Linked DNA regions of Mus musculus: region 1 is linked to region 2. The links are chromatin contacts, found by POLR2A ChIA-PET in ENCODE. All regions are on one chromosome and are shown on one strand. The core of a region is the stretch at or near the end of the contact, and the rest is flanking DNA. Distances in the headings are between cores, read along the strand shown. Region 1 holds the start of F2r (coagulation factor II (thrombin) receptor). Region 2 holds the start of F2rl1 (coagulation factor II (thrombin) receptor-like 1).

The links. ChIA-PET counts read pairs that join two places held with the same protein, here RNA polymerase II (POLR2A).
Region 1: POLR2A ChIA-PET joins it to region 2 with 12 read pairs in Patski. The contact joins the promoter of F2r here to the promoter of F2rl1 in region 2. POLR2A ChIA-PET finds 5 or more read pairs at or near these places in 4 of 5 experiments (Patski and embryonic stem cell).

The regions. Positions count from the first base shown.
Region 1 is chr13:95,614,131-95,620,833 of GRCm38, forward strand. It overlaps F2r (coagulation factor II (thrombin) receptor), which reads right to left and starts at 4,336. Exons shown (of 2, transcript NM_010169.4): 1 at 4,157-4,336. The coding sequence starts at 4,244.
Region 2 is chr13:95,520,318-95,527,563 of GRCm38, forward strand. It overlaps F2rl1 (coagulation factor II (thrombin) receptor-like 1), which reads right to left and starts at 4,923. Exons shown (of 2, transcript NM_007974.4): 1 at 4,720-4,923. The coding sequence starts at 4,810.

The DNA.
Region 1 (6,703 bases), core at 3,086-5,585, 93 kb after region 2:
GAAGAGCAAGGATTTGAACCTAGATAGGCATGAAGGCTTAATATCCTCTTACCACAATGAATCATCTGTGCTCTATTTTCACTTTTGTTTTTATGCTTATTTTGGGGGTCAAACCTGCCTGTTACTTGGAAATTCTGGGGTTTACTGGCTTTGGCTAGATACAAACCCCTGTGCACAACTCAGCCCTCCTAGGCATACATAGGAAGTGGACAAGCACCCACAGAGATGAGTGAAAAACCTTCTGCATGTGTACATAAGTGTGTACGCATATAATCATGTGTGTGCATGTAGAAGCTGGAGGAGAGCAGCAAGAGTCTTGCCCATTGCTCTGAGCCTTGCTGCATTGAGGCAGGCTCTATCACTGAACACGAAGCTCTCCATTTTGTCTAGGCAGGCTAACTGGCCAGAGAGCTTTCAAGATCTGCCCACTTCTGTCATCCAGTGCTGGGGCTGGGTGCTTGTGATTCAACTCAGAGCCTCCTGCTTGCACACCAAGTCCTCTTACCTACGCAGCGCCTGGACCCTCAGTAGGGAACCTACTCAGCCTCTGGGGACCCTCCAATGCAACCTTTAATAGGATGTTCTGGATGGGGCCTACCTAAGAACAGCAGAACAAATCAGTAAGGCAGAGTTCAAGGCAGAATGTCCTGGAGGCTGCTGCCTCTCTGGCACACCCTGGAGCTTTCAGACAGGCCAGGAGGAGCTGCAGGCAGGCCTGCTACAGGAAGTTATTGTAGCGTTCCCAAAGCACAGGGATATGCACACTAGTCTGTAAGACTCTTGCCCGGAGGCAGGAGACAGATGTGGCGTTAGGATGCTCATGGGCCTCCGTGAAAGCCACTGTGACCCCTGTGGTCTGTTCTCTGCCCTGAGTCACCATCCCCAAGGTTCCTGTCCCCAGAAAGCCACCGTCTATGCTCTAATCAACAGCAAGACATCAAAGACCAACTCAGGATCAGTGTGTCCCAGGGTCCACAGTCCATCCCAGACTTCAGCTGTCCCGCTACCCCAGCCTTTCTGCAGTCAGTGAGCCTGAACTGAAATAACGGACCCTAAACAAGATAGAGATTCATAAATGACACTTCTGAGAAAGCACAGCTCTTCTGGCTAGGCCTTGAGTTTGCTCCTTAGGACGAATCACTGTCCCAGCTATGCTAGGTTAAAATTCCAGCAGAGATTGAGCAATGGCTATGAAATCCAATTGTAGGGGTTGCCACAAGTTTTTAAAATCTTTTTACTTATTTGTAATTATGTGTATTGTGTGTGTGCGTGTGCGTGTGCTTTGTGTGTGCGCGCACATGTATGTGTCTTAGGGGTGGTATGTGCACATGCGTGCGGTTGCTCACAGGGGCCTGAGGTGTCTAGCCGCCTTGAGGCTGGAGTCACATGGGTGTCATGGATGTTATTATGCATATTTCAACTGTGCCACAAAGTAAAATGTATTTCTCACTTATGGCTGGCTAGCAAAACAGACAGACAGACAGAAACAAAACAAAACAGAAACCATGTTTCTGTAATACTCTAAAATCCAATTTGCAACTTGTCACAAACTTTAAATATATATTCTATAGTGTCTTTTCCTAAAGCTGTACAGAATTGCTTGTTGCCATGTGCAACTCATAGATGAGTTTAAGACGGCAAAGTTACCTTTGAAAGCCAATAACACACACAAGGTTACAGGGGATTTGCAGGATATAAGGATGCAGGGATAAACCCTTTACCTCAAAACTCCGGCATCGTAGTGCCTACTTGTATCTCTAGAACCTGAGAGGCTGAGGCAGGAGGATTTGAGTTTAACGCCAGCCTGTGCTGCACAGCAAATCTTGTTTCAAAAAACAAACAGGACTGGAGAGATGGCTCAGAGAGAACACTTGTTACAACAAAAGCCCGAGGGACTAAGTTCCCATCGCAGCACCCATGTATGACTGTTATCCTAGTATGTGTGTGTGTGTGTGTGTGCTCGCACACTAGCACTGGAACTTACTGACACAGGCTTGCACATAACCCCTCCTCCAGCCATGAACTTGTTAACTCTACTGGGTTTAGTAGAGAACTACAGCAAGGCAGGACGTGGGGAGCAGTGAATCCTGGAAAAACACCTGGCTTATAGGGAAAGCCATTTATTCTGTCAGTTCTAGCAAGAGGAAGTAAAAAACTGAATAAAAGAGAGTTACTAAGGAACAAAAGAGATGTGAGCTCCAAACGAAGAGAGTAGCAACATCAGACACCCAGGTTTCTGGTGAACCCCATTATTTTGCGGTCCTTTTGCTTAGAACCCAGCTAAGCTCCAGTTCACCAGGGCAGCAGGAACCGAAGAGGCCCGGGGTGGGGAGGAAGGTGAATGGGAGGAAGATTTTTGGAAAAGAAGCAAGTCCTGGGCTTTAAAAAGAGCAAGTTCACATGACAGACCCAGGCAGGAGCAGCTAGGGCGGGAGGTTCCTACAGAGTAGCGGTTCACGGTTCACGGTTAAGAGGACATGCGAAGTTGAGAAAAGCCGGCTGGTCTGGAGTGACATGGGAGAAGAACCCAGAGCGGGCAACATTCTTGAGGAGCGATTAGAGACTGGGTGAAGTGAGGAATATGTCAGGGGAAGTAGAGCAAGGCTGGGGCCCGTCTTGTACAGGGACCTCTTGCTTCTTGCCAAGGGACTGGGCTTGGCCTAGAGATAAGGATGGCCGTCTCTGAAATCCCAAGGCACTTGGCCACAGTTACCCACAGCCATTCTCTCTTTATGCAGCGGTAAGGAGAAGCAGATTTGTTTTTGGCTGAGTTTGTGAGTTCACTTATTGTCTGTACCCAATGTAGGGGGACCACTCCTATAACTCCCCCCCCCCCTCAAGGCAGGCCACTCAATCTCTCTGGGCCTTATTTTTAGAATCAGAGAAAGGGGATAAATGTCTCCTTATCATACCTATGATCTGTGCTGGCCACATCTCATAGTCTATATTTTAAAAGGCCTGTCCCAAAATAAAAGCGAGGAAGTAACCTAAAGTTATGTGAGCTCGCACCTCCATGTACACTTTGGATCGTCCTCCCCCTCACGGCTGCTGATGATTAAGGTCTAAGGTCGGCTACCCAAACACAGGCAGGCTGGTTAGCTGCTGCTCGGCGTGGGGGCCCTCTGTGGGGCTCTGAGTTTTCCCATGAGCACCACTCAAGCTCACACTGAAGAAAGACAGACAACAGGAAACACCCCACTCTTTGTCACCTCCTAATCCTTACATGTGGGAGCACCGAAGTGCACATTCTTTCAGAGATAACAAAAACTGAAGAAAACCCACTAGATTTTCTTCAGCGTGAAAGGAACGGCTAAAGGTGTCCCTACTAAGAAAGTCGAAACAATTGGGAACTTTACAGGCTACGCCTCTGCTTTGGAGAAAAGAGAAAATATTTGACGAAATAAGTCGACCAAACTAATTTATTTGGTCAAACTGGCAGATATTTAAAAATACACTGTAAGTAACGAATGTCCTTGCGGCAGATGAGAAATTCCATTGAAAAAAACTAAGACTAGATAATTTCTAGGTGCGCCTGATTCTGAAGAGGGGTCCCTTTTCTCCATGCAGAGAAACAGGTTTCCGATAACAAAGACCTACTCCACTCCCTGCAACCAGAAACCTTCATCACCTCCTGGGTACCAGGCCAAGCTGGGGGCTGTCCGGTCTTTATTGTGTGACTGTGAATTTTTTCTTTCACATCGCTTTTCCCTCCTTGTAAATCAAACGAGAAAACGAGTTTCCATCAAAGCAAAAACTTGAGGAGAGTGGTTCCACTGCACACCGAAAGCCCAGAATCACAAGACCCTTTCTTTCTGAAGGTGGTCTTGTAAAACAGGCCACACAATGACAATTAAAGCGACTGTGGAGACCGTTCCGCGGACCCTCGGGCCCCTCTCCGGATCCAACACCCGGTGGCCCGCGGACTGCACCCTCCAAAACCGAGTCCAAAAGAGCATCGGCCGTGCGGGGAGTGGGGAGGATATGGTGCGCCCCACATGGATGTGACTAGGGGAACCTCTAGATCTCGGCCCAAATGACTGTTTGGCTCCTGGGGGAAACTGAGGCAGGGTTGCAGCCAGGAGCACCCCCTCACGGAGCTGGCGCAACCTAAAACTTCTGATAGCTTCCCCCATGCTCACCCACCCGCAGCTCTTACCTGGCTGGCTCATAGGGACGCGGGAAGACAGCAAGGGACCGCACAGGCTGAGGCCGAGGGCGACGATCAGCAAGCGCCGGGGCCCCATTGTCCCAAGGCTGCCCGCGCGGCCCGGCGCCCGCCGTCGCCTACTTCTTTCTGAGTAGCTCGGTCGGAGCCTGCGGGTGACTAGAGGCGACTGCGCGGCCCCTGGGTGAGTATTTGGAGGCGGTTCAGGGGCGTGGGGCGGGGCTCCGCGGGCTGTGCGCGTGCCCGCAGTCTCCGCTCGTGCCCGCAGCCCCTCGCTCCGGAACCCAAGCGGCAGACCGCACCAGATGCTCGCTCCTCCCCAGTCTCCCCTTGTCCCACCCGGTGTGGTTGAGCTGCAAGCCTGGGAGTGACTCAGCCCCTCGGGGTCTTCGGAGAGCGCCTGCGGCCGCTTCAATGACTCTCCTGGGACGTGGAGCAAGGGAAGCGAAGCTAGACGGGGACAGTCCCGTGGTGGTGCTCCAAGTCTCTTCTCCTCCCCGGCGTCTGGCTGCACACAAGTTTGGAGTTTAGCTAAAAGTTGGCTACTGACTTCTGTCCGTCCGTCCCCGTCCCCCGTCCCCCGTCCCCCCGTCCCCCCCGCCCCCCTGCAGTGACAAGGGTGTCCCCAGATATGTGGACAGAGTGCTTGACATTTCTCGAAATTCTTTTATTTTGCGAGCTTAGATGGATCACGTTGAGCCTTTGATCTTCCACACACGAGTGGAAGTGGACCAGGTATCCAGGCGCTGATTCACCAAGCTCTTGCTTACCGAACTCTGCCTCCCCTGGTGACCCAAGCCAGAGCCTCAGCCACAGGCCCCAACGCCCAGGGCTTTCTCACCAGAAAGATGTTGGGTGGGAAGAGGAGGGGTAGCACTGAGGAATTTTAAAGGGTCCTTCCCAGGTCCTTATGGTTTGTGCTTGACTACATTTCAGCGTTAGATATCAAAAGAAGGGGGGGGGTCATGGCTGAGGCCTAGCGAGAGGGAGCCCCAGCTTATTTTGTTTAGAAAGAGTCTAGTGAGGAAGACACCCCGGAAATTAATCCTGGTCCTCTACCCAGTTTCTGAAAGAGCCAGCTCACAGCTTAGCGCTCTGAAGTGCTGTGATTGTCTTAGGGTTTCTATTGCTGCCATGAAACACCACGACAAAAAGGCAGGTTGGAGAGGAAAGGGTTTATTTGGATTATATTTCCATATAAGTGTTCATCGGTAAAGGAAGTCAGGACAGGAACTCAAAACAAGGCAGGACCCTGGAGGCAGGAGCTGAAGCAGAGGCCATGGAGGGGTGCCGCTTACTGGCTTGCTGTTCACGCTTGCTCAGCCTGCTTTCTTACAGAGCTCAGGACCATTAGCCCAGGGATAGTACCACCTACAATGGGCTGGACCTTTCCCCATCAATCACTAATTAAGAAAATGCGGAATCCCAACATTTGGATCAATGCAGAAAACAAGATCAGAGGCCATCTCCTCCCCTTACCCTCAGAGCTGCCTCACAATCTTCCTAAGTTGCTCTGTCAGTTGTGCAATCACCCAGCTAGACAATGCCATGTAAAATCCTTCCCACTGGAATCTTTTGAGAAAGCATATTTTAGGGTAAGTGGGGACAATTAGCACATGTCTGCACACAATAATAACATGGTATCGTTTTCTCACCTCTCTGAAATGCTGTGGGGGTTTTAGGTTCATCGCTTTTATGGACCACAGGCAAGAAAAAGAAAATTGCTGCAATTAACCCAAGGAATACGCTTGTAAGAGATGCTTCAGTTGATTGTAAAGACACTAGAATCAGGGCTGGCGAGATGGCTCAGTGGTTAAGGGCACTGACTGCCCTTCCAAGGGTCCTGAGTTCAAATCCCAGCAACCACATGGTTGGCTCACAACCATCTGTAATGGGATCAGATGCCCTCTTCTGGAGTATCTAAAGGTGGTGACAGTGTACTCACATCTATAAAATAAGATCTTTAAAAAAAAAATGTTTGAGCCAGGCAGTGGTGGCACACGCCTTTAATCCCAGCACCTGGGAGGCAGAGGCAGGAGGATTTCTGAGTTCGAGGCCAGCCTGGTCTACAGAGTGAGTTCCAGGACAGCCAGGGATACACAGAGAAACCCTATCTCAACGCCACCCCCCAAAAAAAAGTTTGAAAAAAAGGACACTGGAATTTTAAATAAAAGTGATAAAACACATGACAAGTTTTTTTGACAGTTCAAAGATACAAAGCATAGACCTTTTTTTTTTTTTCATCCACAGAGATGTTTCTAGACTCTGAAGCCTGAAAGCTAGAGATGCTAAACCCTGTCTGCAGGGGGCTTTCTACCTGTAACTCGTGCCGCATTGCTCCTTAGCATCAGAGTTAATCTGTTCTTTCACATGTCAGGATACCCTCTGTGCATCACTCTTTTGTGCTTCCGGTTCATTGCTGAATATAATGTTGCTTATTAGTCACAGAAGCTGAGATACTGGGACAGACACCGTCATACTGAAATGATTATTAACAAGGGTGTAGTGTATATCGTGTGGATACACTGAATAAAATCA
Region 2 (7,246 bases), core at 3,673-6,172:
TTATGCAACAACAAAGGGGATTCCTGTGGGTCATCAAAATGCGTTCAAATTGACCACTGGGATGGTCACAATTCTGTAAGTATACCGAAAGGCACTGGACTCTCTTTAAATGGGCTAACTGTGTGTTATGAAAATTATTTGGCATCGAGACCCTAATAAAGCTATTAAAAGTAACACAGAAAGACAGGCTGAGGGTAGAGATGAAACACATCTACCCAAGAATTACTGATCACTGCTGTTGTGGTGGGTACCAAAACTAATGTATAAGAATGATAAAGAGAAAGAAGTAACTAGGAACAACATTCCAACTAAAGAAGTATGGCTCGGGTTAAAACTTTAAAAAAGGAAGAGGAAGAAAGACTAGGAGGAGGAGGAGGCGTCATTCTTCGATTCCCCAAGCCCTGTGCAGATATACCACTGTAAAGGTTGGGGCTGCACCTCAGTGGTAAAGTGCTTGCCCAGCATGGATGGACAAGGCTTGATTTCCAGGCTGCCTCCCCAAGCCCCTCACAAAATAGAGTTGGGAATCCCAGCTTTAAACTCAACACTGAAGAGTCTGGGACAGGAGATCATGAGTTCCAGGCAAGTCTGGGCTATTCAGCAAGATCTTGAATACAGAACACAAACAACACGCAAACGGTAGCAGCCATTCACATTAAACCACTCTGTGTCCCAGTTCAAAGGTCCTTGAGGCTCTGTCCTTTCTGTATTGCATACCAAACTGCTGGTATCCCTGATGCTAGTTGTAAACCAGGCTCAGTGTTTCAAAACTGAGCGGAGACTATGGGTGACTACGAACTGGGGACACACCAGAGTACCTGGCTCTGAGTGCATCTTATTTGTAGGGCTACAATCAACAGTTCCTGTCAGGCATACAAAAACATACACCCACTCATGTTCGTGGCCACACCCAGCCCCCACGACTGCCAAACAGGAAACGGGCCTGTGTATCAGCCTGCTTCTAAGTTACTATACCCCTAGTCCTAAGATTAGACACTCACCTTCCTACAGGAAATATACAGCCAACTGTAAACAAGAAACCAATAAAATAATACGCTGTCATCTGCTTCATAAGACTCTAATGTACATTATTCAAAAAACCTGAAATCTAGGGTCCTCTCAATATAAAATGTAAAATTAGGGCTGCCTCAAAATAAAATGTAAAATTAGGGCTGAGGCTCTAGCTCAGTGGCAAAGTGACTGGTTAATACACAGAGGCCCTAGGTTTAGTGCCTAATACCTGGGCCACACCTGGTGTGTGTGTGTGTGTGTGTGTGTGTGTGTGTGTGTGTGTGTGTGTGTGTGTGCATGTTAGTGTGTATATGCCATCTTTTAAAGCTGTTAAAATTGTGTTACTGACCTTTACATGTTAAATCCCATACTTGTACAAGGCTTTCCTCTCTCCAAGCTATAAAAAGTGTGTTTCCTTGAAGCAGAACATCGGGAGAAGAGCAAACCTTGCTCTCTCTGTCTTAGGTTTTCGGCCACTCATAATGCAAGCTGACACAATCTTTTTAAAAGTTGAATCACTGTTTAACCATGGTACAAAATAATCATCTCCATATCAAAACTATTTCAGTAACTTACAAGAGCTATAACACCCCTACAAAACATGCACAGAAGCCTGTCTCCTGACTGTATATAGATTTATTGTTGAAATGCAAGTAAGTCCTAGGACAGCAGGATGGTCCTTCTGTGGTTTAAGGGACACCAGTTGGTGGTAGGCTTGGTCTCAGTGTTTTGGCCCTTTCCCAGAGTTCTTCGCTACCAACTCTTGGGAGCACCAGATGGAGAGAAAAAAAGGTTTCAGTTGCTATTAACAACTATTAATATTCAACCTATCCATCCTTTCCTAGGTACACTTTTAGCGAACTTTGCAAACTCTTTTTCTTTTTCCCAAGGGGAACTGTTTTCCTCAACATTTGTCCAGATAGTAAAACCATAAGAAAGTCAAATACAGACTTCATGAGGCCTGAGGGATCACGGTTAATCAGTAACAGGAGGAAGGCAGAGGCACCAAGCATCAACCTCAAGTCCCATCTCCACGTTCACTAGAGTTCTTTTATACTACGAGACCTCGGAAAGATCCTGTGTGCCTGTTCACAAAACATTAATTTAACAAGACGAAGCCAGGTTTGCCGGTGCTGGTCTATAACCATAGCTACTCGGGATGAGGAAGTAGAACCCCAGGTTCAAGGCCAACCTGGGTTACCTAGTGGACTCGAGGAAAGTTTGCGCAATTTAAGGAGACTTTGCCTCAAAATAAAATGTAAAATTAGGGCTGAGGCTCTAGCTCAGTGGCAAAGTGACTGGTTAATACACAGAGGCCCTAGGTTTAGTGCCTAATACCTGGGCCACACCTGGTGTGTGTGTGTGTGTGTGTGCATGTTAGTGTGTATATGCCATCTTTTAAAGCTGTTAAAATTGTGTTACTGACCTTTACATGTTAAATCCCATACTTGTACAAGGCTTTCTAATTTAGAAATGTGTATTTTATGTATTCCTCATGTACAAAAGCATGGGAAAGATATAAATCAAAATGTTAGCAAGTGGTTATTTTAAGTACCAATGTTTAGGATGATTCCGTTAAATTTCTCCTTTCCCTGTTTTCTCTTCTCAGTGACCACATATTAATGTTATAATTTAAAAAAAGAAAATGTTATCGGGAGCTGGAAAGATGCCTCAGCATTGTACCCTCGTGGACTCACAACTGTCTGTAACTCTAGTTCAAGGGGATCCAACACCCTCACCCAGATATGAATGCAGGCAAAAACACCAGTGCACATAATTTTTCTAAAATTACATTTTAAAATGTTGTCTAGGTATGGTAGTGCATTCCTGTAATCCCATCATTCAGGAGAACAGACAAAAGTGTTGCAAGTTCAAGGCCAGTGTGGTCAACATAGACAATTTCAGAGCAACCAGGGATACACAATGAGACTAATTCAAAGGAAGAAAAGGAAGACTACAACAAAAAAACAAACACACACCCAAGAAGATCCAGTCTTAAAACTGAAATGGACTGACTGTGTGACTAGGAAAATAGCAACGGTCCAGCACTTGCCCAGCCTGTGCAAAGCCCTAGGTTGGATGCCCAGCATGGCAAGAAATCAAGAAACAAAATATGGAGATGGAAGAGGGGGAGGGGAGCAGGAGAGGGAGACAGTAGTAGTGATTGTGTCTGTGGGAAACTGACTTAAACGTCACATTCGCAATTCAGTGCCCCTCCCCCCAGCTGGGACCCTTTCCGAGAAACAATTTTTTGGGGGTGGAGAAAACCAAGCTCAATCTGCTGTTTAACAGGCCAAGGAGCACGCAGAAAGACCAGACCTAAGCGGCATGAGCAAAGAAGGCAAGCAAGGTGCCCCGTGTCCTAACCAAAATTAATTTAATTACAATGGGGGGGGGGGGACGGACCCAATACCTCCCGGTATCTAAAGTCTCTGTTACTAGACTAACTCTTTAGGAAAGTTACCGGCAATGGAGCATAATTATGCAGAGAGAAAAGCCAAGTTGGGATATTAAGTAGCTCGGGTTAACAAGTAACCCAATTTTTTTGTTGTTGTTGTTAAAATCAAGTTCACCACGTACGCTAGGAACCTCTACCTCCCAATCTCCTCACTCTGAAAACAGAGGAAGCCGACTAATCAGGGTATGCTTCCTATACTAGGTAAATCACGAAAGTAATCACCTCCAACCACTTTTTTTTTAAGTTTGCACACACTTTGTTCCTGAGTTTTTAAATTTCTAACTTTAAATGACAGGCAAACGGAGAGGGGTTGGACGCTCTTCTACAACTTAACGACAAAGTAAAAGTGAGAAATAGCCTTTAAGACTACAGCAAGTTTAGAACGGAAACGCCAGGCCGGGTTTTGCAATAGCGCTATCACTGGTAGCAAACACCCCCCCACCCCACCCTACAGCCTACAGAGGTCTCCGTGGCTTCTAGAAGGGCCAGTTCGAGCTCACCAGGAGCTGCAACGCCCAAGCCGGCAGCGGGCCAGAGGAGCACCGCCCCGAACCGCTTTCCTGCAGTTCGGTTCCTTGGGCATGGCAGCCTCAGAGAGAGACCTGGGTGGCTGCCAGTGTTCGCTCCCGGCGGCGGGAAGGTCTCGAAATCTCTAGGCTGGAGATTTCACCTGGTAAGGGTCCGAAAGGGCCCCTTCTACCACCACGTGACATTCAAACCGCCTGAGTCCCGTGCCCAGCGCATCCACTGCGATGCCAGGTACCGTAGCCCCGAGTGGGTCTTGAACACTGTGGTTCAACCCGCAAAGAAAGGGTTCAGTGAGTGGGTGGGTGCGAGTGTAAAACTCGAGGTGGGAACTTCCCAGGGCACGGGCTCCCACTCACTCCACCCATACGTGAGCCATCAAACTGCTATAATCCGGGGGTCTAGTAAGACCCTATAGGACGTAGTTCGCAGGGTCCGCGAAAACCAATTACTGACTCAGTGTTTGTAAAGGAACGACCGCAGGGAGGGGAGGCTGAGTCCTGCGGGCGCTCCTTCCTTATCTCCCCGAACCACGTCGACGAGTAGAGATTGGAAGTGCCCAGACCAGGATTGTTTCTAGCGCGTCTTTGGTGGCACTTAGGTGTCCCGGCTGATTGGTCCTGGTTAGGGACCCCCATCAAAGCTACAGAGAGTGTCCAGGGGGTGTGCCCGCCTTCCCCGATTCCCCCACCAGCCCAGAGCGTTCCTTCGCCGCTCGAGCTCACCCGGTGCAAGGTTCTCGGTCCGGCTGCAGGAGACCGAGGCCGCCAGAAGGGTGATACCTCCCAGCAGCCACGCCAGGCTGAGACTTCGCATCCCCGGACGTGGGGCGGGCGGGCAATCCGCCACCAGTGGTTCGAAACTCGGAGCCCTACTCTGAGCACAGGGTCCCTTCCCTTAACACGAGCTTCACTGAGCCTTCCTGGGGCGGGACCTGTTTCAGTGAAACCGGAGCCCCTAGACGCACCTGCGGAAGACCACGCCCCCAGGAGACCACGCCCCCTCGAACGTCCTACGCAGGCCACACCCCGGGCCACCTGGCCCAGCACAGCCTGACCGTAGCTCCCGTGTGCTGGCCAGCGTCCACTTGGCTGCTGGAGTCGCCTGCGGGTGAGGCTGGACCGGTGAGGTGGCTACATTGGAATGCAAATGACAGGAAGGTTGGGACCCAGGGTTTTAGAGCCTGGGCGATGTCCAAAACTATCTTTAACCTTTAATTACTTCAGAGAACCAGTGAGGTCATCCTGTGAATGTTAGAAAGTCTATGCTAGTTGCCTTTGTCTTCAGTAATTGGTGTGGAAGGCTTTGTGGTGTAATGGGCAGTGCGGGACCGATATGAAAGGGGTTCTTGTTGGTTATTGTTTTGTTGATTGTTGTCTTGGTTTGCCTTTTTGCGAAAGCTTTCTTTCCCTACTACCCACCTGACTTCAAACTTGTGACGATTCTCCAGCCTCGACCTCCTAAGTGCTGGGGTGCCAGGATTGTTCCACCAGTTCTGGGATTAACTCATCTGTTATCCAGTGTCATTAAACAAACCTGGATGTGTGGGAAGCACTAACCGCCAATGGTTCAGTACTGTTAGCTTGTCTAATGCCCTCAGCACTGTATGTGCCCGCTCCATCTGTCTTCCCATTTTACAGAATAGGAGATGGAACTTAGAATGTTTGCTGCCTCTGGGGTTACACAGTTCTTTGGCACAGTTTGTAAATGTCCAAGCTCAAGTCTATGACTGAAATTTGTCCACAACTTGTTGCTCTATACCTGATTCCACTCGGGTCTCTTCTGCATCGTGATCCCATGTTCCAAAGAAATATATAAGCATGGGTTGGGGTGTGTAGCTTGGTAGTAGAGCACATGCTTAGCATGTCCAAGGACCAGAGTGAATCTCCCCCACAGAGACAGAGGCAGGAGCATAAAGAATTGGAGACCATTTGGGCTACATAGTAGAACCCTATCTTAAAAATAAATTAAAACTAGGACAATAAGTCAGACTTTACTGTTGTTCAAGAAAACTGTGGTTTGAATTACAGAGAAGATACTGGAAGGATTCATAAACGGAAGAGACTCGGATGAGCCCAAAGCAGGTGTCTCCACGGAGAGGGGATTTCAATGTAGGAAGGGCTGGCTGCAGTCCTGGACAGCTCTGAAATGATGACAGAGTTAGAAGAGAGACCGGAGTTAGCCATTTCTCTCAGGTTTGAGGACATCCACCTGGCATGTTGCAGAGGGGTTCCACTCCAGAGGGAAGGGTCAGGCAGTCACTGTTGATAGTTATTAATATCTGCGCAGCCTTGAGCCAAGTGGTCACCGCCATGTCCCATAAGTGTGTAGAATGCAGCTTCCATCTGATGCAAGATCTGGGTCACACCTCAACATGCCTGATGGATGGTTAGTCTTCTGCCTGTTCATTCTGCCCCAACGGGATCACACACAGCCAGAAATCAAAGGAAGAGAAGCAAATGGTCCTGAATAGGCCATGAAAATAGAATGCTTCCTTTCTAGATAACAGAAATGGACAGGTAATGGACACGGACACACACTCAAGAGTGGTCAGAAAAAGCAGCCCAAGGGTTGAGACAATTCTCTTTAATGGAACATCTCTGGAGGGGTCTCCCGTGGCTGTGTCTCAAAGAAGTTCTTTGGGAATGTGAATGGAACTTAGCTTTTTCCTTTGTGTAGCCTTGGGTGTGGTCTGGCTTCTCTCCTTCTGTGCCTCTATAACCTTGGATAAACTATTCACACTATGTTTTGATTTCTCACTTATGGAAATGGGATTAGCATTTTGTCTATTTAAAGACACCTAGGGATAAAACGAGGTTCTGATATGAAGTAGAACAAAAATCTTTCCTTTCTCTCAGGAGTACCTGCCCCACCGCCTGTACCACAGCTTTCAGGGTGTGGCTCCAGGACCCTCCCTTCAGAAAATTGACTTCTAAAAGCACAGAGTGTAATCTAACCTAAACATTCCTTATGTCAATCAATAGGTGAAAGCGGCCAGGCGGTGGTGGCACACACCTTTAGTCCCAGAACTTGGGAGGCAGAGGCTGTTGGAATTCTGAGTTTGAGACCAGCCAGGTCTTTGGAGAGAGTTCCAGGACAGCCAGATCTATACAAAGAAATGCTGTTACCAGGAAGGGAAGAACTAGGAGAGAGTGGGGCCATAAGTTAGTATTTTAATGTGTTCTTTTTACATGTGTTTATGTATTTATGTAGTGTGTGTGTACCTACATACATGATCCTGGACAATTCTAA